Linked DNA regions of Homo sapiens: region 1 is linked to region 2. A link is a loop called in an ENCODE intact Hi-C map of the cell type or tissue named here. Cell type or tissue: A673. All regions are shown on one strand. Each heading gives the region's core, and the rest is flanking DNA. Links, peaks and the distances in the headings are about the cores only. Region 1 holds the start of EDDM3B (epididymal protein 3B). Region 2 overlaps LOC105370397 (a long non-coding RNA gene).

The links. Peaks named below come from ENCODE experiments on the same cell type or tissue, not always from the same donor. Only the 100,000 strongest peaks of a DNase experiment are listed, where the experiment ranks them.
Region 1: a loop joins it to region 2, with 3 times the contacts of the local background. A loop is called at or near these places in 11 of 110 quality-filtered maps.

The regions. Positions count from the first base shown.
Region 1 is chr14:20,759,219-20,775,220 of GRCh38, forward strand. It overlaps EDDM3B (epididymal protein 3B), which reads left to right and starts at 9,186. Exons shown (of 2, transcript NM_022360.5): 1 at 9,186-9,288; 2 at 10,915-11,730. The coding sequence starts at 10,933. The coding sequence ends at 11,376. LOC107984671 (a long non-coding RNA gene) reads right to left here. Exons shown (of 3, transcript XR_001750624.2): 2 at 3,552-3,625. RefSeq lists enhancers at 8,894-9,173, 13,237-13,999, 15,717-16,002. In A673, for the core only: no CTCF peak of the experiment used is centred there; no DNase peak of the experiment used is centred there; H3K27me3 peaks cover 492 bases.
Region 2 is chr14:20,808,675-20,824,676 of GRCh38, forward strand. LOC105370397 (a long non-coding RNA gene) reads left to right here. Exons shown (of 4, transcript XR_007064063.1): 4 at 1,165-1,227. Among named protein-coding and RNA genes, the nearest start is that of RNASE1, 14 kb to the left of the region's middle. RefSeq lists enhancers at 5,095-5,595, 11,816-12,110, 13,056-13,350 and a cis regulatory region at 11,662-12,245. In A673, for the core only: no CTCF peak of the experiment used is centred there; no DNase peak of the experiment used is centred there.

The DNA of each region.
Region 1 (16,002 bases), core at 4,577-12,576, 50 kb before region 2:
GAGATAAAATCTATCCTACAAAAATTTCTGGAAAATGGACTGACCTGTCGTTATAAGTTCCTATATAACACTCCCATCCTGCCTGTAAGAAAGCCACATTCCAATGAATATCGATTTAAGACCTGAGCGCTATTAATGAAATAGTCCAGGATATTCATCCAATGGTACCTAACCCATATATTTTACTGCTATACCTGGAAACTACAGATGGTTTTCAGTGTTGGATCTAAAGGATGCATTTTTCTGCATCCCAACAATTGTTTACTTTTGAATGGCATGACCTAAAGACCGAAGTGACCTTCCTTGCTGGCCATAGCGGTTTATGCCTGTAATCCCAGCACTTCAGGAGGCTGAAGCACTAGGATTGCTTGAGCCCAGGAGTTCAAGACCTGTCTGGGCAACATAGTGAGGCCCTGTCTCTACAAATAATTTAAAAATTGGCCTTGGGCCAGGAGCAGTGGCTCATGCCTATAATCCCAGCACTTTGGGAGGCCAAGGCAGGAAGATCACCTGAGGCTGGGAGTTCGAGACCAGCCTGACCAACATGGAGAAACCCCATCTCTACTAAAAATACAAAATTAGCTGGGTGTGGTGGTGCGTGCCTGTAATCCCAGCTACTCGGGAGGCTGAGGCAAGAGAATCACTTGAACCTGGGAGGCGGAGGTTGCAGTGAGCTGAGATCATGCCATTGCACTCCAGCCTGGGCAACAAGAGTGAAACTCTCTCAAAACAACAACAAAAAATTTGCCTGGCATGGTGGAACATGCCTGTAGTCCCAACTACTTGGGAGGTTGAGATGGGAGGGTCATGTGAGCCCAGGAGTTTGAAGCTGCAGTGAGCCATGATCACACCACTGTACTCCAGCCTGGGTGACAGAGCAACACCTTGTCTCAAAAAGCAAGAACAACCAGGCACGGTGCCTCACACCTGTAATCCCAGCACTTTGGGAGGCCAAGACAGGTAGATCACTGAAGGTCAGGAGTTCAAGACCAGCCTGGCCAACATGGTGAAACCTGTCTCTACTAAAAATACAAAAAATTAGCTGGGAGTGGTGACGTGTGCCTGTAATCCCAGCTACTCGGGAGGCTGAGACAGGAGAATCGCTTGAACCCAGGAGGCGGAGGTTGCAGTGAGCTGAGATTGCGCCACTGCACTCCAGCATGGGTGAAAGAGCGAGACTCCATCTCAAAACAAAACTTGATGGAGTCCTGCTATACTATGTAGATGACTTACTTATAGATAGCCTCAAGCAGGAAAAATGTTTGTCTAACACCATCCTAGTTCTAAACCACCTGGCCCAGGGTGGATACAAAGTGTCTGTTTACAAATCTGTAAACAAAAAGTAAACTTATCTCAGATTCAGGTTAAAGAAAGGCAAGAGGAGCCATCAAAGCTCCTGAAAATAGGAGACAACTTCAAGTATTCTTAGGCATGGCTGGCTTCTGTTGGATTTGGAGTTCTAGTTTTGGACTGATGACTAAGCCCCTTCATGAAACCCTAAAGGGATTAGACTCTGAGCCCCTGCCTTGGACGGCCAAGTGCCAACACAGATTTAATATCATCAAGGAAAAGCTAGTATCAGCCCCAGTGTTGGGATTGCCAGAATCCCAAAGGCCATTCAAACTCTACATTTATAAGAAACAAGGCATAGGTCAGTCTAGGTGTGCTAATCCAGAAGCTGAAGACACCCCACAGCCAATACACTATTTTTCTAAACAATTGAATCAAATGACTAAGGGTGGACCCTTGCCTTCAAGCATTGGCAGTCACTTGTGAAGTCCTACAGAAAGCAGAAAAGTTTACCCTGGGACAGCAGGTCACTCTCTTTGTGCCCCATCAGGTGTTGACTTTGCTAGAACAAAAGGGAGTTTACTGGCTCACTGTGGGGTGAATGGGGAAATACCAAGCCATCCTCTTGGATGACTCAGATATCACCTTGCAAACCTCCAGGCTCTAAACTCTTCCTCACTGCTCCCAGCTACTGAATCTGATTCCAGGTTAGAGTATTACATTTTAGAAATTGTTCATGCAGTCTATTCCAGCAGGCAGGACCTGTCAGACCAGCCATTGGATGCCCCAGATTGAGAACTGTAACCTAGGGGAGCAGTTTCATGGAAGATAGACAACACAGAGCTGGGTATGTCATGGTGACCACCAACAGGGTAATACAAGCCCATGCCCTTATCTCCACACAAAGGGCTGAGTTAATTGCTCTTACCAGAGCTTTAAACTGTCCCAGGGGAAGCAAGAAAACATTTACACTGATTCCAGCTACGCTTTCATGAAAGGACATGCTCATGGAGCCATCTGGGAAGAAAGAGGCCTCTTGACATCAGGAGACAAGGACATTAAGCACCCAGTGGAAATTCTGGCCTTATTAGAAGCAGTTGCCTTGCCTGCCCACACCTCCGTTATGCACTGCCCCGGACACAAGAAAGATAATTTGCAAACAACAGGTCAGGCGCAGGTGGCTCATGCCTGTAATCCCAGTATTTTGGAAGACTGAGGTGGGTGGATCACCTGAGGTCAGGAATTCGAGATGAGCCTGGCTAACATGGTGAAACCCCATCTCTACTAAAAAATACCAAAAAAATTATCCAGGCATGGTGGCGGGTGCCTGTAATCCCAACTACTCAGGAGGCTGAGGCAGGAGAATCACTTGAACCTGGGAGGCAGAGGTTGCAGTGAGCCAAGATCGAACCATTGAACTCCAGCCTGGGCGACAAGAGCAAAACTCTGTCTAAAAAAAAAATTTGCAAACAACCAAAGGCCATCAGGCAGCCAATAAGACTGCAAAACAGGCTGCTTGGGAAGCAAAAACACTGGAGGCCTTAATATCCCATTTGAACTTATCAGACTTCAAACCTCATTACACTGAACAACATAAAAAATGCACCAGGGCCTGGAGTTTGATAAAACAGATTCTAATTCTCTCTGGGAAACGAATGGTTACAGGATGATCTTACTCCCTGAGGCCTTAGTTTACCCAATTTTAAGCATCTGCACGAAGGGACACGCTATGGGAGAGAGGCTCTCGCTGACCTAGCGCATTACAAACGGTGGCTTCTCTTCAAAATAAAACAGACTGCTGGGTCTGTGGGAACTACTCCTTTCCTGCACTGCATGCTTGCCATGGTGCTTACAAGCCGCCAACCTGAGCAATTGGAGTCATTTATATACCTGGTATAGGAGTTCATACCCATTCCCCTTCTATGATCATAGCACCTCCCACAGTGGGTTCCCCTCCTACCAGGAAACTCAGAGACACCTTATTTGCCTATTCTATTAATAGATTAACAGTACCCCCACCTTGGGATATGCTGTATGTGATGGCATGGGATGTCTGACCGCAGTACAAATACAAGTAATGGGTCAAGCACACCATAGCCCACCATATGGGATGGTTACATCCTCAACAATGTAGCCAATCTCTCCAGCTAACTGATGGTATGTGGCTAGGATAGCAGAATAATGCCCATCTTCATACTGGGGCCCATCCCTCCACGTGGGGTTGGCTATGGGCCTGCGGCACTCATGGTTGCATTACTTACCTTATAATGGAACCAGGAGATGCAACTGGGGGCACCCTTACCGGGACATATCCTGTCCCATCTGGATCCTCTCCCTGCCAATTGGGAAAGCATAAAAGCCAGATATTGTCATCAGAAATGGACACCCTTGTGGTTTTACCCCCCAGGAGGCGGCCATAGATGTAAAATTACAAGTAGAGGCCGTAGCTAAGCATATGGCTGCTGCCTTTAATAACACTCACTCTGCCATCACCTTTCTCCCTGAAGAAACCTCACAGATTAGACAGCCTTAAAGAACTGTATGGCCTTAGATATCCTGCCTGCAGCCCAAGGTGGCACATGTGCATTAACTAAGACTGAGTCTTGCGTGTATGTGTGTGTGTGTGTGTGTGTATCAGATTATTCCCACAGTGTAACCCTAGCTATGAAGGCCTTAAATATTTCCACCATAGATGCCTCATCCTAAGGCCTTGTGATGGCACGCTTTAGTCAACTCCCTAGTGCATGGAAGACTTATACATCGCTTAATTGGCATTCTACTCAGTGTCTTCTTCAGCTGCTATGGATTTTATTGCTATTGTGCTGTCTGTATGGGGATGCAAGACAGACTTCTCAGCAGCTCTTAGTTCCCCACACCAAAATGCTCCAGCAAGTTCCCACTGTCAATCTGGGAATTCAAGAATATTTCCAACTCCAGGTAAGCAGATTCCATCCCATTACCTCCTAATTATGCCTCTTTTCAGCAGGAAGTAGCCAGATCGCCTGCATTGACCACTTCCCATAGAAATGGATGGGATTTGACAGTAGGGAGCTGTAACCAAGTAACTGAACTTCAAAAATGCATTTCAGGCCAGGCACGGTGCTCAGGCCTGTAATCCTTGCACTCTGGGAGGCCTACGCAGGTGGATCACCTGAGGTCAAGAGTTCAAGGCCCGCTTGACCAACATGTGAAACCTCATCTCTACTAAAAATACAAAAATTAGCCGGGCGTGGTGGCAGGGCACCTGTAATCCCAGCTACTTGGGAGGCTGAGGCAGGAGAATCACTTGAATCCAGGAGGTGGAGGTTGTAGTGAGCCAAGATCGTGCCACTGCACTCTAACCTGGGCAACAGAGCAAAAACTCGCCTCAAAAAAAAAAAAAAGAAAAAGAAAAAAAAGAAAGAAAGAAAATGCATTTTAAAACTTTTTTCTTTTTTTCTCTCTTTTTTTTAGTCTCAAGATATAACCTTGAAGCAAACTGCAGAAATTTTTTCCCCTCCTCAGTCTTAATATATAGCTTTGAAACATACCAAGAGTCTTTGTTCCCCCGCCATTTCCCACCGTACACTCCCTTACGTCACATACATTTATCTGACTGTAGGCTTGTATCTAAATATGTGCTTACTTAGAAGTTCTAGGGACTAATTTTGAGACAGATTACAGGCATGGAAACCCAGCTGCAAAATTCCAGAGATTACCTCAAAGCAGTTAGTCAACAACCCGGCCATTGTGGGGATGATGCCAGCCCATGCTCCAGGTGGACCATGACTCAAGATAGCCACCAGAACGAGACGCACGGACCTGTACCCAGCACCACTCCTTGCATGCCACCCACTGCAAGTTCCCTTTGTAAGCCCCTCTCCCCAGGCTAAAGTTTGAAATGGTTCCTTTAAGGCACAAGCCATGGCCACTTCTCCAGTGCTAGCTCTGGAATAAAGCTTCTTTCTTTTCACTGCATCTTGTCCTTGTTATTGGTTTTGCAAGCAGCCAAGCCTGCATTTGGTTACATTTTATTGTTTTAAAACTACTTTCAAATGCATTACTTCTAAAAATTCTCAAAATTACTCACTGATGTACTAGAATATATCATCAGATATGATGCCTTGAAAAGCTCTAGAGCTCTTTCTTAGCTTGCTTCTTCGAACATTGGCTCAGGTAGCTTCTCTCTCCCACCTCTCTCTACATTCCTTGAGTCACTACTTGAATTTAAGTCTTCAATAGATAATGCACACTTGTTGGAAAGAGCTCTGGATGTGTGGGCACATGACAAACGACTGATTTTCCCTCAGAATCGCCTCTCAAGTCATCCAAATCCAGATGCCCAGAATTGTTTCCTTTATCTCTTCTCTATCATCAAAAGACCTAGAGAGTAGGAGGATGCATAGAACCTGCTCTGAGGCAATAAGACAGAGCAGGGATCTATCTTAGAGGTGAGCAGGGCACCCTCCCCAACCCAGCATGGAAATAAAGGAAAATCTTCAATTTCTTAGCTAGCCTTGAAAAGAAAAAAGAGGAACTAGATAAGCAAGAAGGTAATGCTAGCTTAAAACAATAACCAGGGAAGTTAGAATCAGGGGATGTTTGGTTCCCTATAGAAACTAAAAATAGCATCTTAACATACATCCCTGAGTTCTTCAGAAACTCAGACCCCCAACAAACAGATCTGCTGGCACATAGACCTCAGATAAGGGGGAAACTGAGGACTAAACTCTCACCACCGTTCATCTAAATTATTTCGAGTGGCCTGGAGAAAGTCACACCCATGATCCAAAGCTAACATTCTGTTCTGCTGACCCCCATTCTTAAACAAACTTTCATCTCCTTAACCAATTGCAAATCAGATGATCTTTGACTCTACCTATGACCTGTGAGCCCCTGCTTCAATACCTTGCCTTATTCAGCCAAACTAATGTGTAATCTCCACATTTTAATTTACTATTTTGCCTGTAACTTTTGCTTTCCTGAAATTTATTCCCGCCTTTATTTAATTATTTATTTATTTTTTTGAGACGGAGTTTCGCTTTGTCGCCCAGGCTGGAGTGCAGTGGCGCAATCTCGGCTCACTGGAAGCTCCACCCCCCAGGTTCACGCCATTCTCCTGCCTCAGCCTCCCCAGTAGCTGGGACTGCAGGCGCCCGCCACCACGCCTGGCTAATTTTTTTGTATTTTTAGTAGAGACGGGGTTTCACTGTATTAGCCGGGATGGTCTCGATCTCCTGACCTCGTGATCCGCCTGCCTCGGCCTCCCAAAGTGCTGGGATTACAGGCGTCAGCCACCGAACCCGGCCTTTTCCCGCCTTTAAAAACCCTTACCTGAAGTCATCAGAGAGGTCAGGTCTTCAGTGTGAGCCACAAGGTTCTCCTTGCTTGCTGCTTTGCAAATAAACTCCCTCCTTTCTCCTGCCGCAGACCTTGGTGTGGATATTTGATCTTACTGTGCTGGACGATCAGACCCCAGTTCAGTTCCATAGGAACAATATCTCTCCCGTGCCCCACAGAGTCTATCAGCACATGATTCCCTATTATTCAATGATTGCTTGACAGGAGCTGAAGTATGAAGAAAAGTTCTGGATATAAACGGAATATTCTGACATTCTAATAGCTAGGTGGTCCAGTGACAAACTCAACCAAGGTGGCTCAGGTAGGAGTGGCCTTGCGGATGTTGATAGAAAATACATTCAAGACCAGGTACAATGGCTCACGTCTGTAATCTCAGCACTTTGTGAGGCCGAAACGGGCGGATCACTTAAGGTCAGGAGTTCGAGACCAGCCTGGCCAACATGATGAAACCTCGCCTCCACCAAAAATACAAAAAACTACCAGGGTGTGGGGGTGCCCACCTGTAGTCCCAGCTGCTTGGGAGGCTGAGGCAGGAGATTCACTTGAGCCTGGGAAATGGAGGTTGCAGTGAGCCAAGATTGCTCCACTGCACTCCAGCCTGGGTGACAGAGGGAGATTCTGTCTCCAAAGTAAATAAATAAATAGAAAAAGAAAATACATTCAAGTATCTTACATTATCCATAAGTGAAACCTTTGGTTACTGTTACTGAAACAATATTCGTTGCATATACCAATTTAGGGGGAGTTGGTATGAAACGTGCTGGAAATTCCAGATGTGATATGGAAAGGTCACCCATGGGATGCTCACACAAACTCAGTTTAAGGGCTGGTGGTCTTGACCAGAGTGAGCTGAGTTTAGGGCTGAGTCTTGAGTTCCTGAAAAACAATTAGGTCAACACCTTGTGATGCATACTTCAGAGTCAGATGTGATATATAGGAACATTGTGGAAACTATGGCTAGGCTACCTGACATTTTACTAAGGCAGTAAGGACTACAGCGTCAGCAAAGGTTATTGTTAATGAGGACTAAACTCTGATTTTTTTTATCTTGCCCAAATTCCTATCTAAGGGGTCTGGGGAGTCATGCCCTACAAATCATCAATTCTCATCAGATGAGTTTTATTTAACCCTGTATATCATGTTTTACTTTCCAACCTGACTCTGGCATAACATTACCAGACAAACAAGAAAAAGTATTTTGCCCCAAAACATGTTTCTTTGCCACATTTTGAAATTGCCCTGCAAAGCTGTTCTTTGTGGGGGAAAATTTGCATCTGTAAAGAATCTCTATTAACATAGCTAAATATTTTTCTTCCAGACCTTCCAATCCTAAAGATATTAATTAAGATCTGAAAGGGAAACATTTGTCATCTATTGTCTCTAAGGGCAGCCACTATAAGACTTCGAAAGAATTGGTCTCTACCATCTTTATTTTAACCTGAATATTCCCTTTCTATCAATCTCAGGTCTTTAGACAAAACTAGTTGTCAACCAGAAAATGTTTAAATACACCTATGGCCTGGAGGCCCTCCACTCCCCATCAGCTTTGAGTTGTCCCGCCTTGCTGGACCAAACCAATGTATTTCTTAAATGTATTTGATTGATGTTTCATGCCTCTCTAAAATGTATAAAACCAGCTGTGCTCCAACCACCTTGGGCACATGTCCTCAGGACCTCCTGAGAGCTGTGTCATAGGCCATGGTCACTCATATTTGGCTCAGAATAAATCTCTTCAAATATTTTACAGAGTTTGACTCTTTTTTTTTTCTTTTCTTTTGTTTTGAAATGGTGTTTTGCTCCTGTTGCCCAGGCTGGAGTGCAATGGCGTGATCTCGGCTCACTGCAACCTCTGCCTCCCAGGTTCAAGCGATTCACCTGCCTCGGCCTCCCAAGTAGCTGGGATTACAGGTGCCCACCACCACGCCCAGCTAATTTTTGTATTTTTAGTAGAGATGGGGTTTCACCACCTCGGCCAGGTAGGTCTTGAACTCCTGACCTCAGGTGATCCTCCCGCCTTGGCCTCCCAAAGTGCTGGGATTACAGGCGTGAGCCACCACACCCAGCTGACTCGTTTCATCGACAATAACAAACTGCCTAGTAAAACTTCAGATACTGGCTACCTAATCATAACTATCTGGCCACCAGTTTCACTAGATACTCTTTCACCTCTCAACGAAAGTCCCACAGTTCACAATGTTATAAGTGGCTTTCTTCAGAGAAGTTTCTGTGTAACATAGCATAACCCTCCAGGGACTTCCCAGAACTTTGTCAGAAATTGAGTGCAGAAGCCAGGTCTCTCGTTGTCTACTGATAGCACCAGATAACCCCTTTCTGGGGTCACCTCACTCTAGGGTCTTGCACTTCTTCTGTGCCCTGGAGTCAGCCTTTGATGTTTGTAGCCTTTGCTTGAGGCCACTGTCTGAATAAACTCAAGTGTTCCAGATGAGAAGATACAGGAACAAGTTCACATAATAAGGCTATTCCCCATCACCACCTCCACTACCAATCAGCTGGAGCCTTGCAGCTCCCCCTGCTATTCCTTTCTCCACTGCTGCAGATTTCCAGGGCCCTGAGGAAAGGAGGACTCAGACTCTGCTCTTCAGATCCACACACTGATCCCAACTACAACCAGTGACCTGAACTTGGAGTCTGAGTAGGGTAAGAAGGGCTCTGCTGAGGATGTTTGGGGGACAGCCAGGAGCACTGAAAGGAGGCTGATTGAACTTTTAGATAGCAAACAATGGAGAAGGATCCAAATCATGGAAAACAAAGGTGTGAATTCTGGTCAGCCTCAGTCCCACTGATACAGGCTTTCCCTGCCCCTCCCTTCCTTCACCCCCAGTCTTCTCAAACACAATGCATTAAAACCGCTTACATCCTGCTCTTCTATCCTCTGTAGGTCTTTATCATCAGGACAGGGTTCCACAGATAGGAAGTACCGACCCTTTGTTCTGTGTCTGATGTGGACATTTGACATCATTAGAAGTGCTCTCAAATACATGCGTCTCATTAGACACTTGCAGGTCTGTAGGGAGCTATTATTAAGTCCATCTGAGGACACCAATGCTCAGAGTTGTGAATCAGGTTAGAGATTCAGTAAGGGCGGGAACACTTCTCATGGTAAATGAGGACAGAGCACTAGTTTAAACGGTAGACTCTTTCAAAAAGATCCCCACACTCCATGCTATCACCACAGAAGCCACTGTGGGGGCTCTTTTAGTCTTGGTGCTTGATTGATTACAGGAATATTTCAAATCTGGAATTCTGGTTGGGTGTAGTGGCTCATGCCTGAGAATCCCAGCACTTTGGGAAACCGAGGTGGGTAGATTACTTGAGGCCAGGATTTTGATACTAGCCTGGCCAACATGGCGAAACATTGTCTCTACTAAAAAAAATACAAAAATTAGCTGTGTGTGGTGGCAGGCACCTATAATCTCAGCTACGTGGGAGGCTGAGACAGAGAATCTATTGAACCCTGGAGGTGAAGGTTGCAGTGAGCCAAGACTGTGCCACTGCACTCCAGCCTGGGTGACACAGTGAGACTCTGTCTCAAAAATAAATAAACAAATAAAAACCTCAAAACTGGAGTTATTTTATGATGACATTTTCAAGGAGCAGCTCTGACAAACCAAGATCATTTGTAATAGTGATAATTAGGGGAATGACCCCTGAGAAGGAATATGGGTAGTTAGTAATGAACATACGTTCCACTCAGGCTTTGGAGAAAGTGTTATAAGGAAGTCAAGATTGGAGAAGCATCATTAAGTAATTGGAGAAGCAGGCAAGAAGTAATTGCAGGCTAGGCTGTCATTTTAGCGAATCGAAGCCTTCCTACCTAGGAACCACTTCCCAAGTAGTTACTCATTTTCTACATTTCCCTAAAATCTGACAACCCTTTCCACTTCAAGGACATAAACCTTAAAATATCATTCTCTTTTGGACACATGATCTCCTGAGAGTTGGTCTGGTAAAAAGGAGCCAGCTGGAGGGTGATTGGCTCCTCAGGTTGGGTGTAAGAGAGGGATGAGAGGAGATGGTTGGAATTCTCAAAATGAACTTCATCTATTTTTTCTAATTATGTGTTTCGCTTACACAGGCTGAAGCGTGTTTTTAGTTCTTAGAAACTCTATTCTCTAATGAGAATTAGCATCTTCTCATCGGGGAACCAAATAGTAAAATTGCACCCAAGTGCCTGCCTGGTGGGGAAGGAATTTTAAGGTGGAGTTCAGCTCTCTGGGCATTGTCTGGATAATGCTTTTCTTTCTCTTCTCTGTGGACACGCAGGCGGCCCCGGTGACTGAGATGGCATCGTCTCTAAAGATCTGGGGCACACTCTTGGCCCTACTTTGCATCCTATGCACACTGCTTGTACAGAGCAAAGAAGTTTCTTGGAGAGAATTCATGAAACAGCACTACTTAAGTCCAAGTCGAGAATTCAGAGAGTACAAATGTGATGTCCTCATGAGAGAAAATGAAGCTCTGAAAGACAAGAGCTCTCACATGTTTATCTATATCTCATGGTACAAAATCGAGCATATATGCACTAGTGACAACTGGATGGATCGCTTCCGAAATGCATATGTATGGGTCCAGAATCCTCTCAAAGTACTCAAGTGTCACCAGGAGAATTCCAAAAATAGCTACACAGAGAGCAGGAGCTTCAACTACATTGAATTCCATTGTAGCATGGACGGGTATGTTGATAGCATAGAAGACCTAAAGATGGTAGAACCTATCGGCAACTAGAAAGTCTATGCACATCCTCAGGTATTGGTAGAGTATTCAGTGCTTTCTAAGTAGCAGCCCCTGCCTCCATCAATAGTCCTACCACTCCCCTCTTGCATTTATTTGTCAATGTTTTCCAAATACTTAGAGTTATGAATAGCATAATTTCTTGATACCATAACTTTGCCTGTGTTGTTTCTCTGCCTGGAATACACTTTTGTCTTCATTTACCTAATTTACTCTTATACTTTTGTCGACATTCAGCTCATATGGCATCTGTTCTTGATTAACCCAAGACTTTCCTGATATTGACTCTCTTGATACATACCCAAGCTGAACAATCTTCCCTTCCCTAAATAAATTATATGACTGCAATGTGTGTGACATTCATATATGTTATGTGCACAGAGTGAGTATAGTGTGATTGATATGGGTGTGTGTGATCTAGACTATGCATGTGATTGATGCTGTGCAAGGGATTGAAGGTGTATTTTATGGGTGCATATCTAATGTATGTAATATGTTTGTGTATATGATGAGGGTATGAATGATTGTGTGCTTAGTTCAAGACAAGTTGTGATGTAGGCATTGATTGCAGCATCAATTTGAAATAATCAAAAGTGTCAGAATCCAGTTTTAAAGAGTTGATTCAAGCAAAAGGCTAGGAGTGGCCATTCGGTAACACACAGACTCCACAGAAATGGAGTCAGTGTTCCAAAGCTGAAAATTAAGTTCTTGCTTATGTAGGAAAAAGACAAAAGAATTTAACAGGATTACAACAATTTCTATAACAGCTGGTTTAAGAGTTACAACAAATTAATTAGTTACAGTTTGTCCCCCAAGTCTTCTTTTCTTTTCTTTATAGTTTTTCATTTCCTTTCCAATTTAAAAGAGTGTATTTAACATTCCATCTTAATGTGATAGCGATGAAGTCTTTCTAAGAGGAGAGGGAAGTTACTCTATCATGAAGATCAACAGTGGAGAGGGAAGGAGTCTTCCCCTGTACCCTTCAGTAATTTACAACATTTCACCGAACAATGCAGGTAAGAAAGAAGGTTTAATCTATAAACATAGAAACCACGGTTACAGCTGCCTTGGTTACAGTGGCCTGGCATGTGACTCAGGCCCCCAAATCACATTTCTTTAAGGTTAAAAATAATTTAGAGTTCCAACAACTGGGTCGTTAGATTGCTTATTTTCACAGTGGTGACATGCTTTAGTTCCATTCAGATTTTGGGGCACTGGCAGAACTCACTGGGTGTAAAACATGTAGCATGGTTTCTTGCTCATAGTAGGTGCTCAGTGAAAATTGCTTCTTTTCTCAACTCATTATTTGGCTTAGTACTTTCATTTTGACTTTGATAAACAAACATAACAAGTGCTCATCAATCATTTGATCTCCCTAACTCTAGAGATGGGGATTTATAAAATAAAAATACATGCTGGGCATGTTGGCTCACATTTGTAATCCCAGCACTTTGAGATGCCGAGGTGGGTGGTTAGGAGTTTGAGGTCAAGAGTTCACCATTTGAGGTCAGGAATTTGAGACCAGCCTGACCAACATGGTGAAACCTTGTCTCTACTAAAAATACAAAAAATGAGCCGAGTGTGGTGGCACATATCTGTAATCTCAGCTACTCGGGAGGTTGAGGCAAGAGAATCACTTGAACCCAGGAGGTGGAGGCTACAGTAAGTTGAGATCGTGCTGCTGCACTCCAGCCTGGGTGACAGAACCAGGGCATCTCAAAAAACAAAAACAAATAAACAAACAAAAAATACAGCAGGCTGTCATCTGTGAGGACTGAATTCTGACCTTTTTTTCTCTCTTGCCCAAATTCCTGTCTAAGGGGGTTGGAGCATCACACTCTGAAAACCATAAAATATTATTAGGTGGGTTTTATTTAACTCTGTACAATTCATGTCTTATACCCAGTCAGTTCTGCCAATACCCCAAAATCTGAGTGGAACTAAAGCACGTCACCACTGTGAAAATAAGTAATTTAATGTGGCTTACCTTCCAACCCAACTCTGCCATAACATCAAATGACAAATAAATCAAAATATTTTATCCCAAAATATTTTTTGCCTTATTTTGAAAAATGGCCCTGCAAAGCCATCTTCTGTGGGGAAGAGTTGCATCCGTAAGGAATCTCTATTAACATAACCAGATCTTTCCCCTTCTAGGCCCTCCCAATCCTGAAGGATTAACTAAGAGTCTAGCACCTTTTAAAGGTCTGAATAGGGAACGTTTGCCATCTATTGTCCCTAAGGGTAGCCACCTGTGAGACTTCATCTACATAATAAGAACCTTGTCTCTACAACCCTTTATTTTAACCCAGACATCCTTTATCTATTGAGTCTAGGTCTTTTCAATAATAACAACTATTTCAAACAATTGCCAATCAGAACATCTTTGAATTCAACTAATTCCTGTAAGCCGTTGCTTCAAGTTGTCCTGCCTTTCTGGACTGAACTAATGTATACATCACATGTATTGACTGATATATCTCCCTAAAAACTATACAACCAAACTGTAAACCAATCACCTTTGGCACATGTTCTCAGGTCCTCCTGAGACTGTGCCTTGGGGCCATGGTCACTCATATTTGGCTCATAGTAAACCTTTTTAAATATTTTATGGAGTTTGACTCTTTTTGTTGACATTTGTACGGAAGCTATACCTGCCTAGGATTAAAAAAAAAGGAACTCCTCTTTTATCAACCACAGACCTATAGATGTCCCTACTGGACTCAATTCATTAAGAATGTTTCTGCCAGGCGCAATGGCTCATGCCTGTAATCCCAGCACTTTGGGAGGCCAAGGTGGGCAGATCACGAGGTCAGGAGTTCGAGACCAGCCTAGCTAACATAGTAAAACCCATCTCTACTAAAAATACAAAAAATTAGCTGGGTGTGGTGGCGTATGCCTGTAATCCCAGCTACTCAGGAGGCTTAGGCAGGAGACTCGCTTGAACCCGGAAGGCAGAGGTTGCAGTGAGTCGAGATCACGCCATTGCACTCCAGCCTGGGTGACAGTGCGAGACTCCGTCTCAAAAAAAAAAAAAAAAAAGAATGTTTCTAAGGGCCAGGTGAGGTGGCTCATGCCTGTAATTCCAGCACTTTGGGAGGTTGAGGCAGGCAGATCACTTGAGGTCAGGAGTTCGAGACCAGCCTGGCCAACATGGTGATACCCTGTCTCTACTAAAAATAAGAAAATTAACCAGGAGTGGTGGCCCATGCTCGTAATTCCAGCTACTTGGGAGGCTGAGGCATGAGAATCACTTGAACCAAGGAGGCAGAGGTTACAGTGAGCTGAGATCACGCCACTGCGCTCCAGCCCTGGCAACAAAGTGAGACTCTATCTCAAAAAACAAGAAAAATGTTTCCAAGAAGATCAATGTATATTACATGGACTAAAGCATTACATTTCCTAAGGACAACACCTCAAATAGAATATATTAGCACAAATAATTTTATCTGAAAATAACCATTTTTACGTGGTAGAGACAGGACAGTGGTTGGAAGACTTTAAACTGCAATACTGCTCAAGAATGGAGCTTAAGACTTAAATTTTGTTGTAGGAAAGAGGAAATAAATGGGATAAAAAAGTGTTGGGAAGGCCAGGTGCGGTGGCTCATGCCTGTAATTCCAGCACTTTGGTAGGCTGAAGCAGGTGGATCATGAGGTCAGGAGATTGAGACCATCCTGGCCAACATGGTGAAACTCCATCTCTACTAACATACAAAGAAAAACATTAGCCAGGTATGGTGGCACGCCCTTGTAGTCCCAACTATTCAGGAGGCTGAGGCAGGGGAATCGCTTGAACCCAGAGGTGGAGGTTGCATTGAGCTAAGATTGCGCCACTGCACTCCAGCCAGCCTCAAAAAAAAAAAAAAAAATTGGTTCACAAGCAGGTTAAGTGGATTGTGCCACTGACTCCAGCCAGCCTCAAAAAAAAAAAAAAAAAATAGGGTTCACAAGCAGGTCGAGAAATTCTGTTTGCTAATTGCAGGAGTGAGATGCAAAGTAAGAAATGTTTACTTCATACAATTCTCCCTGGAGCAGTATGGGCCAGGGAAAATGCTAAACAATAAAGTACCTTGTGTTCTTCAGACTCCTACAATGTGGAATGACTCTGGCCTTGAAACAATTAAAGAAAAACCAAAGTGTCAACATTATTTATTAAGTGACTGCACACTTTCCTATAACTCTAGTAGCCAGCGTATAAGGCAGTTCCTCAGCTTTGCAATTTTTGAGTGCACCTGGGGAGGAGCAGACACCTGGGGATGACAATCTCTACCAACCAAACTCAGAAGAGACTAGTATTAAACCAGTAGCTCTGCATGTAGGATCAATATACATATGAGAAGAAACAATACTGTTTGTTTTTCTCAGTTGACAAACGCTCTTCAAAATGTATGTAGGGAAGGAAAAAATTTTCCTTCTACCCCTTTGGTTCTTGGCTGGGGCCACCGAAACAAAAGTCAGATTAACAAGAGAAAAATAGAAGTTTAGTAACATGTGCATCTCATGCATACATGAGAGAAATTCAGAAAGCAACTCAAAGAGGTGGCTAGAACTTGGGCTTAAATGCCTTCCGCTAAAGCAAAGGAAGAAGCATGTCGGGGAGCAACTTACAGGGGGATGA
Region 2 (16,002 bases), core at 4,643-12,642:
TCCTTTACGGATATACAGGCCACTTTCTTGGAGACACATAGGTTATCCCCCTATGAGTTGATACCGGGAAGGTCCATGCATTTAGAGATTTCACCTCCAATACTAGAGTCTGTCCTACTCCATGCAGACATGACAAGATACTGCAAGGGACTCATGTATTGTACGTGGTCCTATCACCAACAGGTTAAGGTCCCCTTCCTACAAAATCTTCCTAAACAACCTCTCCATGATCCTCAACTAGTGGATTTGTCTACTGGAAGAAAAATCAGAGAATAACTGCTTTTGAACTTCATTCAAAAGGAAGAGATCTTATCAGATACTGTTAACAATAGATACAGCAGTGAAACTCCAAGGAGCCAACCTTTGGGTTCATGTTTCACAACTGAAGAAGAGATTCAAAATTCCACACAGTTGGAAGGCCACTTCGATTTTGTCTGCACCATTGCCAGTGCTTCTTGTGATACTTAGGTCAAGGACACAGGCAAGGTTAAAAAAAAAAAAGACTATATTGCTTCAAAAAAAAACCTATTAATATTTGGATCTCTAAGGTCCTCATGGCTTATGGGATTTGTTTTCTTGGCCTAGGTTAAGCAATTGGAGTTCCTGGTTCTAAAGCATCTCAGAGGGACTATCAATTGTTTCTTATTTTTCTGATAGTGGTCATGATGCTAGTCTGTTCCGTTTTATCCAGAGTTTTAAATGCTTCTAGCAGCCACTCTGTCATCAGATGATTGCCATAATGATACAATAGAAAGATCAAGAAGATCTTACAATCCAGGTCACTATGAAGATGACTGAACAATTTATGATTGGTGAAGATGTGAAATTCTAACTTTCTCTGAGTTGGTCAACTTCTCAGAAGTCAGAGAATGACCAAAAGGAGGGACTGAAAGACTGACCATACAAATGAACAATGACCAGACCATATATAAAGATGGAACTCTGACCTGTAGTCTCCAGCAATAAGTATGAGAAGCCAACCCACTATATACAGCAAACAATCCAGGAAGCCAAACAACTCCTATAGCAATTGGCCCCAAACAGCTAGGACTTGATTACCCCTATTTTATTTCTTAATTTTTTCCTTGCTTGAAAGTCTCTCTTTATGGACTTGATTAATAACTGAAAAGTTCCCTAATATTTATTTCCGCTTCCCCAAATTAGGACCAATCAGAGAAAGCCAATATGCATCCCTAATCCAACACATAGGATGCCCTGCTTCCAGTAGCCCACTTACAGCTTCTGCATGCCGCAGCCTGCAACCAGAGCATCCCTGAAGCCTTTCCTGTTTTCCATTGTGAAGATTCCCACTCTCCTGCCTACTGTGAGTGTCTGCCAAATGCAAGTGATGGTGGTTACCTGCCATCTGTGGCCAACTCTGAATAAACAGCCTTTGCTTATTCTCATTTGGGTGGCTGTGCTCATTTCCACAAGCTCTTTAGAAGAATAAGGAAGTGGGTATGTACAGGGTAAGGACGTTTTTACAAGAAAAGCTCAGATAATCTGAAGGATGTCCTATCATTAGGCTGGCTACAAAAGCTCAGCACAGCCCCCCAAATACACATGTACGAGCACACACACACCCTGCATGCACGTACATACAATATGCACACACACATACAATAGATGATATTCCGGGATTCCTTTTGAACCCCAGAAAGTGAGAAGGCAAAGGAAAATTAGAACAGGAAAAGACGGAACAGTGGGGGCAGACAAAGGGAGCGGAGTGGTGTTTGAAAGTTGAAGGAAGTGAGGGGAAAGAATGCAAGAACCAGCTAAAAAAGATCCGAAGCCCGTGCTGTCCCACGCCTCTCACCCATTGCCTACAACCCAGATGCCCATGAAGATAAAGTAGGATAACAGCCAAGATGACATCCCTCAACTCATTCCCTTTATTTTTTATTTTTTTATTTTTTATTTTTGAGACAGCTGTTGCCCATCTCAGCTCACTGAAACGTCTGCCTCCCGGGTTCAAGCAATTCTCCTGCCTCAGCCTCCTGAGTAGCTGAGATTACAGGCACCTGCCACCATGCCTGGCTAATTTTTGTGGGGTTTTCTTTTTAGTAGAGATGGGGTTTCGCCATGTTGGCCCAGCTCGTCTTGAACTCCCGACCTCAAGCGATCCGCCCGCCTTGGCCTCCCAAAGTGCTGGGATTACAGGTGTGAGCCATCACACCCAACCAACTCTTCCTCTTTTGTAGGAAGCTCATTTCTGGCCTGCAGAGTCCTCTTCCCTGAATCGTGTGCGCTTAGGCCACTTACTGGCTAATGCTGACCTATGATGGATCAAGGAGCAGAACTGGGCAAGAGGCTACAGTGGAAGTGGCAGAGTCAGAGACCTCCATCTTAAGTTCCCTCCGTCTGGGGACTCTTTCTCTCTTCTGTCTCTCAGTGGCCTCAGACATTAAAGAATTTGGGACAGATACATTTAAGAGTTCATTCTCAGCCATGTCTGAGGAAGTATGTCTGAGTCTGAGGGCGTTTGAAGGTATGTGAGGGGCAGGAATGCAGCTTCAGAAAAGCTGTGCTTCGTCTTCAGTTCTCAGCCTCTCCTTCCTGAGCTCCTTCCCTGTCTGGCTTCTTCCACACATCTATACAGAGACTGTCTGTCTGTCTGTCTTTTATTCTTAAGAATCCAGAATCATTTAGAACCCAGTCAGGGCCAGGCACGGTGGCTCACGCCTGTAATCCCAGCACTTTGGGAGGCTGAGGTGGGCAGATCATGAGGTCAGGAGTTCAAGACCAGCCTGGCCAACATGGTGAAACCCCCGTCTCTACCAAAAATACAAAAATTAGCCAGGCATAGTGGTGCATGCCTGTAATCCCAGCAACTCAGGAGGCTGAGGCAGGAGAATCGCTTGAACTGGGGAGGCAGAAGTTGCAGTGAGCCGAAATCACACCACTACACTCCAGCCTGGGTGACAGAGCGACACTGTCTCAAAAAAAAAAAAAAATGTAGCTCCTATTTAAAAGGACTTCACTCAGTGAGGGTGGATATAGCTGAATCATTTTCTTCGGGAGAGCATCTGCTGGCTCCCCAAAATCTCTTTGCAGAAACTTGTGATAAGCCTGAGTGCGAAGGAATGGTGTGAGGGGGAAACATCCAATTGCAGGAAGGTGAGAAACAAGGAGCTGGAGTCTGGTGGGCTCCAGAAGGTATGAGTGCAACTGGCCTACCTCATGTTCTTGGGAGCCTGAGTCTCCTCCTTAGAAAGTGACTCTGCAGTGAAGACATCAGATTTCTTAGTACTTTTCCCAAAATGCCAACTTCTCTGTCACTGAGCATGACTGGGCTATCCAGGTCCCAAGTTTGAATTTTTGAAGGGAGGACAAACTTCAGAGTTCAAGGTGGTCTCCCCAGACCACAGTCATGTCAGGAAACCGCACCAGTGACTGGCCTGCTGCCAGGCTTCGGTGAGGATATGAAGGGAAGTACATTTTTGCCCTTTTCACAGAGTGCCTGGAAATGAATCCCTGAAATCCTCCTAAAGCCAAAGGCAGCCCTAGACGGTTAGAGCTACACCACACCCAAGGGCTCAGGGCCCCAAGGAACCTCCTCAGAGACAGGCTGTGGGAAGGCCCACCCCTCCCATGTTCTCTCAGGAAACACATCTGCCCCCGTCCCAATCTACACAGTTTTCCTGACTGGAGCAAAGGTCAATTTGAACTGCAGGAGCTTGGGAGATTTTATGATCCTATGGGCTAAAGAGTCTCTTAGGAGACAGTATAGCCCCTCAAGCCCAATCCAAAACTAAGCATTTATGGGCCTCAACTGAGAAACCCCCTCCCCAGTGAAACATTATGCAAGTTTTTCCTAATTTCTGTCTCCCGTCCACATTGCAACGTTTTGCCTCATGTGACAAACCAATTACTGAAGGGGAAAAGGCAACCGTGGCTGTGCTGGCTATCATTCCTGTGTTTATTCCCCTTTTATAAGACTCTCCACCTCTCTGTCCATTAGGCTTCCACTCCCACCCCCAATCCCACCCCACCCCCACCCCACAGTATGAACTGGGAGAGAAAGAGGTTCTGATGCCTGAGCCCTTGGCTGAGGCCCACCAAGCACAGGTTCTACTTTCCCAGACAGTGGCTCTGACTGGCCTGTGAGCACACCAGGTGCAGTCAACAATCTGGTCTCCAGAACACACAGGGGGCCTCCACCTCCTCTGGTGCCACCATCCCAGCCTCCTGACACTACCAGTTTTCCTCACTCTCCATAGGTCCCTTCCCACCCCACAGACCAGCCCTGGTCTTTTAAAATGGAAATCAAATGTTGCCAGGGTGTCTATAGAAAGATAGAGACTTCGTTATCTCTGGTTCCTGATTACAGAAGACCTGATTCCCTTTCAGCCTGGGTTGTTCAGTGGTCTCTTGACTTCATCCATTTTCTGAGAACTTTTCCTATCCCTGACTCAACCCAACACCACCATTCACCTCTAGATCAGGCACCAGTGCCTCTCATCCCTTCCCTAAGGGACAGCCCACCTGCCCCAGCCCCTCTAAGAGCTTATTGCTGAGGTCGTCAAAGTATGAACTTTTGACCAGGACTCCCACGTGAAAGAAAATATGGACATTTACCTTTGAACTCAAGGAACAAAAAGACCCAAGCAATGGAAAGTAACTTCCGCCCATTGGAGGAGACTGAGAGCCGGGGCAGACCAAGGTCAGACAGCACCTTGGCAGCAGAGGTGGAAAGCATCCTCGGTCCCTGGCTTCCCCACTCTGTGGCAGCATTCTCACTATACCATGCTGGCAAGTATGCTTCAAGTGGGGAGACTGCCTCCAGGATGTGCACTCAAAGGGCTGAACTTATGGTGAAACTGATCTCTTCTTTTAGGTCTGGATTTCCCCTAGAGTCCCCCCACATCTCTTCCTGCTGGGAATTGTGGTGGGAGAAAACAGATGGCTTTGCTGCTGACCCCTTCTGAGGAGTTGGAGGATTGGGGACTCCTACTGAGGTCTCATTAGGGGCCCTTCACTGGCGCAGCTGGAGTGTGGGTGAGCAGGTCAGGCCTCCCGCTCTTCAGTCCATGGGGGCATTTGTTGATTCCAATGCGACACTGGAGGAAGGGAAGCCTTCTTAGGGGGACGAGGCCTCTAGGAGGACACCTGCTCCAAGCAGTAGCCTCCCTCTCTTTGAAGAGGTCTCACATGCTGGCTTCATCAAGGAAGCAAGGTCTGGAGGAAAATCATTGCTTAGAAATGTTTCTGGCTGGGCGCAGTGGTGCATGCCTGTAATCCTAGCACTTTGGGAGGCCCAGGTGGGCAGATCACTTGAGGTCAGGAGTTAGAGACCAGCCTGGCCAACATGGCGAAACCCTGTCTCTACTAAAAATACCAAAATAAGCCGGGCGTGGGAGCACATGTCTGTAATCCCAGCCTCTAGGGAGGCCGAGGCAGGAGAATTGCTTGAACCCAGGGGGTGGAGGTTGCAGTGATCTGAGATCATGCCACTGCACTCCAGCCTAGGTGATAGAGTGAGACTCTATCTCAAAAAAAAAAAAAAAGAAAAAAAAAGAAAAAGAAAGCAATGTTTCCTTTCACATCTGCCATCTCCTGCCTCCTCCTTCTGTTAATCTTGAGGACTCTCACAATGGCATGACAGTACCTCTTTTCCCATAGGAGGACATATTGCCAAGGGACAAAGCACATGGATGGGGGAGCCTATCAGGTCTATCAAGGTGAAGAGAGGCCAGTGTTATCTCATTTAGAGAACAAGACTCACATTTGCTTAAATGGAGCCTGTTATCTGTCACTAAATTCAGCCTTCTGACCCATTGTCTGACCTGCTTCCATCACTCCAATCCAATCTGGCTGAATTCCTGCCCACTGAACATGGTTCGTGTCACACACGTCTGTATGAAGGGAGTCCACCAACAGGCTTTATGTGAGCAACAAGGCTGTTTATTTCACCTGGGTGCAGGTGGGCTGAGTCTGAAAAAGGAGTCAGCAAAGGGTGATGGGATTATCATCGGTTCTTACAGGTTTTGGGATAGGCGGTGGAGTTAGGAGCGATGTTTTGAGGGCAGGGAGTGGATCTCACGAAGTACATTCTCAAGGGTGGGGAGATTACAAAGAACCTTCTTAAGGGTGGGGAGGTTACAAAGTACATTGATCAGTCAGGGTGGGGCAGAGACAAATCACAATGGTGGAATGCCATCAGTTAAGGCTATTTTCACTTCTTTTGTGGATCTTCAGTTGCTTCAGGCCACCTGGATGTATACCTGTAGGTCACGGGGGTATGATGGCTTAGCTTGGGCTCAGAGGCCTGACATTCCTGTCTTCTTATATTAATAAGAAAAACAAAACAAACTAGTGGTGAAGTGTTGGGGCGGCAAAAATTTTGGGGGGTGGTATGGAGAGATAATGGGCGATGTTTCTCAGGGCTGCGTCGAGCGGAACTAGGGGTGGTGTGGGAACCTACAGCGGGAGAGATTTAACTGAAGAAAGATTTTGGGGTAAGGGGTGATATTGTGGGGTTGTTAGAAGGAGCATTTGTTGTATAGAATTATTGGTGATGGCCTGGTTGCGGTTTTGTATGAATTGAGAAACCAAACAAAAGACACAAGGTCTGAATAAGAGAAGGAGAAAAACAGGTATTAAAGGACTAAGAATTGGGAGGACCCAGGACGTCCAATTAGAGAGTGTCCAAGGAGGTTCAGTGTAATTACTTGTTTGGTTGGTGAATTTTTGGGCTCTATTTTTGACAGAGTCCTTTTTGCTAAGTTGGAGGCTGAGCTTGGCGAGGTGTGTTTTGAAAAGACCATTAGTCCGTTCTACCTTTCCTGAAGATTGAGGATGGTAAGGGTTATGAAGTTTCCACTGAATACCAAGAGCCTGAGAAACTGCTTGGGTGATTTGACTAATAAAGGCTGGTCCGTTATCGGACTGTATAGAGGTGGGAAGGCCAAACCGAGGAATTGTGTCTGACAGAAGGGAAGAAATGACTGCGGTGGCCTTCTCAGACCCTGTGGGAAAGGTCTCTACCCATCCAGTGAAAGTGTCTACCCAGACCAAGAGGTTTTCTAGTTTCCTGACTCGGGGCATGTGAGTAAAGTCAATTTGCCAGTCCTGGGCAGGGGCAAATCCCCGAGCTTGGTGTGTAGGGAAGGGAGGGGGCCTGAATAATCCCTGAGGAGTAGTAGAATAGAAGATGGAACACTGAGAAGTGATTTCCTTGAGGATAGATTTCCACAATGGAAAGGAAATGAGAGGTTCTAAGAGGCGGGCTAGTGGCTTGTAACCTACATGGAAGGGGTTATGAAACAACGACAGAATAGAATGGGCCTGTGAGGCTGGGAGGTATTGAGGGTAGGAGAGTATATGGGTTTGGCACCACGGGGTGGATAGGCAAGACAATTTGGTTGATAAGGTGCAAATCCTGAACTAACCTGTATAAAAGGCCATGCTGTAACAAGCAACTGATAACAGGCTTTAATCCTTTTAAAGCCTGCTGTGGGATGGGATACTGGTGTTGAGCAGGGTAAGGGTGATTAGGTTTTAATGGGATGACAAGGGGTGCATGATCGGTTGCCAAGGAGGGAGTAGAGGTATCCCATACTTGTGGATTAAGGTGGAGAGATACAAGGGGAAGGATGCGAAGGAGGCTTTGAACTGGGGAAAAGGGTGGCAATGAGGTGTGGCTGTAGCCCAGGAATAGTCAGGGAAGCAGATAATTTAGTTAAAAAGTCTCGACATAATAAGGGAGGTGGGCAGGTGGGGATAACTTAAAAGGAGTGCATAAAAGAATGTTGTCCAAGTTGGCACCAGAGTTGGGGAGTTTTAAGAGGTTTAGCAGCCTGGCCGTCAATATCCACAATGGCTATGGAGGCAAGTGAAACAGGACCTTGAAAAGAATACCTTCTTAAGGGTGGGGGAGATTACAAAGTACATCTATCAGTTAGGGTGGGGCAGAAACAAATCACAATGGTGGAATGTCATCAGTTAAGGCTATTTTCACTTCTTTTGTGGATCTTCAGTTGTTTCAGGCCATCTGGATGTATACGTGCAGGTCACAGGGCATATGATGGTTTAGCTTGGGCTTAGAGGCCTGACAGTTGTCACTTCTCCAGAACAGCCAATCTTTTTTTTTTTTTTTTTTTTTTTTTGAGAGAGAGAGAAAAAGAGCGAGACACAGAGAGATAGAGACAGAAAGACAGACAGACACACACACACACAGAGAAAGAGGTCCAAACAGAGGAAAGGACAGAGGAGAGCAGCTTCTTGCAAGAGAGAGAGAGAGAGAGAGAGAGAGAGAGAGAGAGAGACAGAAACACACACACACACACACACACACACCTCACAGAGGTCCAAACGGAAGAAAGGAGAGAGGAGAGCAGCTCCTTGCAGGAGAGAGAGAGAAAGAGACAGAGAGAGACAGACAGAGAGATAGCCAGAAAGAGAGACAGAGAGAGACACCCAGAGAGACAGAGAGAGAGAGAGAAGGAGAGAGAGACGAGAGAGAAAGATCCCAAAAAATGGAGAAGGGCCAATCTTCAACCTCTCTCTGCCATTCTGGTTCTGCCCCAAACTCAACTCTACTTCCTATTTTTCTTTTTCTTTTACCTATTTATATCTCTCATACAGATGCTAAAAAGCAGACCTCAGCAGAGCTCTGGTTGTTTTATGTGAGCAGAAGCGGGTATCCTACTTAGCACATACACATGTGAGGAAAAGTGTGGGTATCTGTGTTTCTGCACTAAGGTGTGGGATTTGTTTTCTACAAGCCCCACACATAACCCAGCCCCCTCCACAAGCTGGGTCTTGATGCCTTTGCCAGTAGGTCACTTGGTGACTGAGGTCAAGTCTTGTGACCTCCCTGTGTCTTAGTATTATCCCCTAAAGAGTAAAGAACAACAATCTCTAAGATGGCTCCCAGTTAAAACATTGAGTTTTGTTTGTTTTTTGTTGTTGTTATTGTTTTTCTTTTGAGACGGAGTCTCACTCTGTCGCCCAGGCTGAAGTGCAGTGCCACAATCTCAGCTCACTGCAACCTCTGCCTCCCAGGTTCAAGAGATTCTCCTGCCTCAGCCTCCCAAGTAACTGGGATTACAAGTGCCTGCCATCACACCCAGCTAATTTTTGTATTTTTGGTAGAGACAGGGTTTCACCATGTTGGCCAGGCTGGTTTTCAACTCCTGACCTCAGGTGATCTGCCTGTCTTGGCCTCCCAAAGTGCTGGGTGGGATTACAGGAGTAAGCCACCACGCCTGGCCCGTCTGTTTTTTAATGTTATCTCCTTCTAAAGATCTTCCCCTCAATATCTCTAAGGAAGAAAGGTTGGATCTTAATAGGAAATCTAGTTTCTTAAGACTTTTATGCTTCTCACAGAGCCAGAGTTACTTTTGTGAGTGTATTCATCAATTGCCTTTGGTCTAACTGAAAAAACAAACCCCACACCTTAGTGCAGAAACACAGATACACAGAAAGAGACAAAGTTCTCACCTATACCCCTTCCCCCATACTCCTAAATTCCTGTGAAAGACCAGCAAAAAAATGGATTTTTACCCCAGTATGGATTTTGTGTATGTTCACACTAAATACAATTCACAAAGTTTTATCTTTCTATGAAGAAACTAAATGCCACAGTGTATTCACACTTACAGGAATTTAAAGCTTTTATTGTAAAGCTAAGGCAGCATGAAGAGTAAGTGCTGTAATTTAATGTATAAATTCATTCTATGTTGATTTCTATAGTAGGAAAAAGCAACTTTGGTCTGTCTGTGGTTCCATCATCAATTCACTGAGTTAAATAGAAAGCTTCAGGAATATAGTATTAACAGAGACCCCAAAATTACAGATAAATCCAGTAATGGAGCTTACAATACAGAATTAGAGGGTGCTAATTAATGAATTTTGGGAACAAGTCAGCAGTTAATAAATATTCATTAGGAAGTTGCAGTATATATTTCTCTAAGTTACCAAGTGACCTAGATATGGAATATTGAAAAAGATAATTTTGTATCTTTTGTATCTTTTTTAATTCCTGCTAAATTAATAGAAATATACTACTTGTATTTTCATCACCTACAACATTATTAACATTTTAGGGTGTAATTCTCCACACTTTTGTCTATGTGTAAGATTTTATAAAATATGAAGTACTGTAACACTGCTTCAGATTCTGCTTTTTCTCTTCAAATGCATCTGGGGTCCTAGTAATATGTAATTTCTTAACCTGGATAGTGGTGAACACAGATCTGTTTGCTTTGAGCTAACTTATTGAGCTATGTAATTATGTTTTTTCTGTGTGTATATTTCAATTTTTTTAAGTTTATTTAAAAACATATCCTAGGCTGGGCTTGGTGGCTCACGCCGGTAATCCCAACATTTTGGGAGACGGAAGCAAGTGGATTGCTGGAGCCCAGGAGTTCGAGACCAGCCTGGCCAATAGAGGGAGACCTCGTCCCTACTAAAAATTTAAAAAATTAGCCGGGCATGGTGGCTCACACCTGTGGTCCCAGCTACTCAAGACCTGCCTGCGCAGTATAGTGAGACCTTGTCTCTACTTAAAAAAAAAAAAAAATTAAATTAGTGGTCCCAACTACTCAGGAGGCTGAGGTGGGAGGATGGCTGGAACCCAAAAGGGTGAAGCTGCAGTGAGCCATGATCAAACCACTGCATTCCAGCCTGGGCGAGAGAGTAAGACCTTGTCACACACACACACAAAAAATTCCATCCTATATATTCCAAGTCAACATATATCTATATTACTCTAAATGGCTCTATAGTATTTCATGTTATGGATATATCATAATTCATTAAACAAATTCTGTATTTGGGGACATTTATAAGATTTACAACTTGTTACATGTACACTGCCTTCAATAAAAACTCTTCTATGTCTGCATTTATACTCTTGTGTCATAGGGCAGATTCTCTACAAAAATAAACACTGAGATTAAGATGTGCATTTAAGATGTTTACTGCAGGCCGGGCGCGGTGGCTCATGCCGGTGATCCCAGCACTTTGGGAGGCTGAGGCGGGCGGATCACCAGGTCAGGAGATGGAGACCATCCTGGCTAACACGGTGAAACCCCATCTCTACTAAAAATACAAAAAAATTAGCCGGGCGTGGTGGCGGGTGGCTGTAGTCCCAGCTACTCAGGAGGCTGAGACAGGAGGGAGAATGGCGTGAACCCGAGAGGTGGAGCTTGCAGTGAGCCGAGATCGCTCCACTGCACTCCAGCCTAGGCGACAGAGCGAGACTCCGTCTCAAAAAAAAAAAAAAAAAAAAAAAAAGTTTACTGCACAGCAATCTTGGGGCAATATCTGCAGAGGGAGTGAAGGAAGCATTATCGGGCAGAAGAGGTAGGATTTTGATGCAGTCACAACAAAGGCCTTGGCCAATCCCACAGGTATTCTAGCTTTCTTTAGAGCTAGATTGACCTTCAGAGTTGTTCTGAATTAAGGTAAAGGGACCAAGCCTTTATATCCCGTTACCATTTATTAGATGTTGACTGCCCTTGGGGAGGAGGCTTCACTTTTAGCAGGATGGTTCTCTGCCACTGTTACACTCTTGCCAATGCACCACAATGTAGTAGTCTCTCGCTGCCCAAGGCATCATCCTAAGTTCTTTGTCTCATGACCAAGAAAGTTAAGGATCCTGGACACCAAGGGTGAGGTTGGAGTGAAAGTTTAATAAGCGAAAGAAGAAAGCTCTCCGCTGCAGAGAGGGGACCTGGAAGAGGACTGTTGTTTCTACAGTTGAATGCAAAGGCTTTTATAGAAAACCCATGAGGGCTGGGAGTCTCCTTTGCATAAGGGGTGAATGTGTCGTAGCCCCACCGTGTCTTCCTAATGTGCGTGCGGGCCCCTTATTGCACGTGTGTCAGGGGACGGAATTTTCCATTGCAGGCATGTCTAAGCAAGTCACCTGGGTCGCCCTTCTCATGTTTGTGGGCGTGTCTTAGGCAAGCCCCTATGCAAATTCCTGTATCTGTGCCTGCAGGCTGTTGTTTTGTTTGAAAGGATTAAACCAAGGACCCACCCTAACTGCCTGCCTGACTGGGTTTTTTCTTTTCTCCTCTGTCAACACAAAGGGCTATTCCCAGAGAGAAAGAGACTCAGCTGAGAGCTAGCTGTTCATCACCATCACTAGTCAGTGGAGGGAATGAGTGCCGTGTTCCTGAAGTGGGGGAACTGGGACATGCACCACCGCATCCACTACACCTTGCCCAATTACTTCCTTGGCATATATTCCTAGATGTGTTTAGAGAACATGGACTTTTGATAAGGCTTTAGATAATGTCAATTGCCTTCTATAAAAGTGGTATTTCAGCGAGGTGGCTCACGCCTGTAATACCAGCACTTTGAGAGGCCGAGGCGGGCAGATCACGAGGTCAGGAGTTTGAGACCAGCCCGGCCAATATGGCAAAACCCCGTCTCTACTAAAAATACAAAAATTAGCCAGGCATGGTGGCGGGAGCCTGTAATCCCAGGTCCAGGGAGGCTGAGGCAGGAGAATCGCTTGAAACAGGGAGGTGGAGGTTGCAGTGAGCTGAGATCGTGCTGTTGCACTCCAGCCTGGGCAACAAGAGCAAGACTCTGTCTCAAAAAAAAAAAAGGTATTTCACTTCTAATAGGAGAGCAAGAGACCATTTTTTCTTCTGTGTCAAACAATAGCGTGCCCTTGCCTGCTCTTTTATCTGTGATTCCACAGCATTTCACACTTTATTATACCATGTCTCACATTCAGTGGGAATTCTTTCTTCTCAGTCTCCCAAATTACACTGTTTTCAAGAACAGAAAGGGTGTTTTATTCACACATATCTCCTGATCATGTGCCATGTATACAGTTGGTCTCCAATTAATACATGTCAAGTAAATTAATGTCTCATTGTAGAAGGCTACGGAGTCACAGAAGATTAACTGACTAGAAACAAAGAAAATACTATACAAAAAATATTAGACATGGTGCAGAATCAAAAGGTGGTTGTGGAAGAAATGGAATGTGTTTTTCATGAAGGAGGAATGTAACTACCCAGTGGTTTCACCTTGCCCACAGCCTAGACAGAGCCAGTTTATCAAGACAGGGGAATTGCAATGGAGGAAGAGTAATTCACACAGAGCCGGCTGTGTGGGAGACCGGAGTTTTATTATTACTCAAATCAGTCTCCCCAAGCATTCAGGGAAGCAGAGTTTTTACTGACAACTTGGTGGGTGGGGGGAAGCCAGTGAGCCAGGAGTGCTGACTGGTCAGTTAGGAAACAAGACCATAGGGAACTGAAGCTGTCCTCTTGCACTGAGTCAGTTCCTGGGTGGGGGACACAAGATCAGATGAGCCAGTTTATCAATCTGGGTGGTGCCAGCTGATCCATCAAGTGCAGGGTCAGCAAAATATCTCAAGCACTGATCTTAGGAGGAGTTTAGGGAGGGTCAGAATCTTGTAGCCTCCAGCTGCATGACTCCTAAACCATAATTTCTAATATTGTGGCTAATGTTAGTCCTACAAAGTGAATCTAGTCCCCAGGCAAGAAGGAGGTCTGCTTTAGGAAAGGGTTGTTATTGTCTTTGTTTTAAACTACAAACCATAAAGCAAGTTTCTCCCAAAGTTAGTTCAGCCTACCCCGGGAATGAACAAGGACAGCTTAAAGCTTAAAAGCAAGATAGAGTTAGTTAGGTTAGATCTGTTTCACTGTCTCGGTCATAATTTTGCAAAGGTGGTTTCAGAAAGGTGTCATGATGTGTACAATATCATCTGAAAAAGAATAAATGAGAAGCCTAGCTCTCCAATAAAAAGGCAACAATTAATGACTGCTACTGTAGAAAGGTGAATTTTCAAAAACAGAGAAGTGGTGTAATAAATATAGCTCAGGTAATATAAAAGGTCAGGGAAAAAAAGTGTGTTTTTTCCCCAGCTCTGCTACTTATAACTTGATGAGACTTTTCGATAAATCTTTTTGGAAGCTCTTAAAAACTACCAATGCCAGCCAGGTACAGTGGCTTACGTGTGTAATCCCGGCACTTTGGGAGGCCAAGGCGGGCAGAACACTTGAGGTCAGGAGTTTGAGACCAGCCTGGCCAACATGGTGAAACCCCTAGTTATAAATAAAGTTTTGGTGCCACAAAAGAAATAGCACTCGAATATAAAATGTTCTTTTTAATTCTCAGCAAGGCAATGTACTTCTATAGAAGGGTGCACCCTTACAGATGGAGCAATGGTGAGCACACACTTGGACAAGGGAGGGAAAGGGGTTCTTATCCCTGACGCATGTGGCCCCTGCTGCTGTGTCGTTCCTCTATTGGCTAGGGTTAGAACGCACAGGCTAAACTAATTCCGACTGGCTAATTTAAAGAGAGTGACAGGGTGAGTGGTTTGGTGGGGAAAATGGTTATGGCAGAGGAAGTAATCGGAATGAGTCAGGGTGGAGCAGGTAATTGGAATGAGTCAGGGTGGAGCAGGTAATCGAAAAAGGTTGCTTTACGAGGAAGTTAAAAGTAGAAGGCAAAGAATTGAACATACGAACATACTGACATACTGATTCTTTGAAGAGAAATTTAGAACTCATATCTAACAACCCCTCCTCTTATATTTCCTTACAGTTTTTTCTCTTCAAAATTCTTTAACATGTCTCGGCTTAGTTGTTTTGCTTGATTTTCCAAAGGAAGAAGCTTCTCTGGATAAGGTGGAGGATAGTTAAGGGAGGTTTTAGTGAGTGCCATTTTTATGAGCCTCTGCACCAACCCATGGATGCATGGTGTGACACAGCACCCGACAAGAATAAGTACACCCATTACGGCTGTGAGGGAAGTAAGAATTGAGGCTATTATCCTTTTCCATTTACTGAACCACTTTTCTAGCCCTCCTATAAAGGGGTCATTTACCCCTGAGTTGTTGGCTAACTCATTGGACACAGCAGTCAGACCTTGCAATGCCTTTGTTGTACTTCCATCAGGGGCGGTGTTGTTTGGGATGAAGGTACAACATTGAGTTTTAATCATGATGCAAATTCCTCTTCATTCTGCTAATATGTCTAAGGCTATCCTATTTTCCCAAGCCATCTGGCTAGTAGCCTCTAATTGCTCAGCTATTCCTTTAACAGCAACTCTAGTGTAGTTAATAAATTGCTGTTGGTTGTAGTAGATGTAGTTTATCCAATCTACATTTTTATTAATTGTCCCCCACCAAAATATTGACTCAAATCCTGCAGCTCTTTGATTTCAGGTTTTAAATTGATCTGGTATTCCCCATGGGATTCCAATTGCATTTAAATAGATGTGAGTCGAAAGACCCGTAAGTGGCTTCTCTTGCTTTACAATGTCTTATTTTTCCTTCCTCCGATTGATGAAATGCCAGGGTGAAAAGGATAGCCAATTGTACTAAAGCACAAGTGCCACTCCAGTTATTTGGCAGAGCTTCCGGTAAAGGTCCACAATACCACCACACATCCGCTAAGGGATGAACAAAGGCTGACTGATTTGTAAGCTCTTGGAAAGTCTTAAACTCACTGCATCCCTTCAGGTCTCCAAGGAACGCTAAGTTTCCTCCCTGTCATGAGAGACACTAAGTGAACTTAGTGTTGGGAGATGAAACACTCCCAACATCCCCGAGGGGATGGCCCTCGGGGGCTGACCCACAGGGTGCCAGACTTCAGGATATAGCAGAGAGAGAGAGCATGGCATGACTTGTTACTCCAGGCTGTAGAATCCTGGAAAAGAGCTACCATGCAGCCCATGCCTGGTTGACTGGAGGACCACCCTAGTGGAAAGGGGACAATCTGGGCCTCTGGCCTGCCGTGCACACAAGCATAACAATTGCTTTTGTTTAACGTGCAGATGGAATATTTGATCCATTCCAACCAGGCATTTGCATCTTGGTATCCCGTCTTAATTGCCAGTTTGTTTTAAGTCTTTAACTTCTATGATAGCTATCTTGGTCTTGTCATTAGATGGAGGAGGAGCAATTGTTCCACTGTGAGAGGGTTTGGAAGAAGGCTTAGAGGAAGGTGCAGGTGGTGGGGGATCAAAGAAACACATTGCAAAGAATCCAGTAGGGTCTGT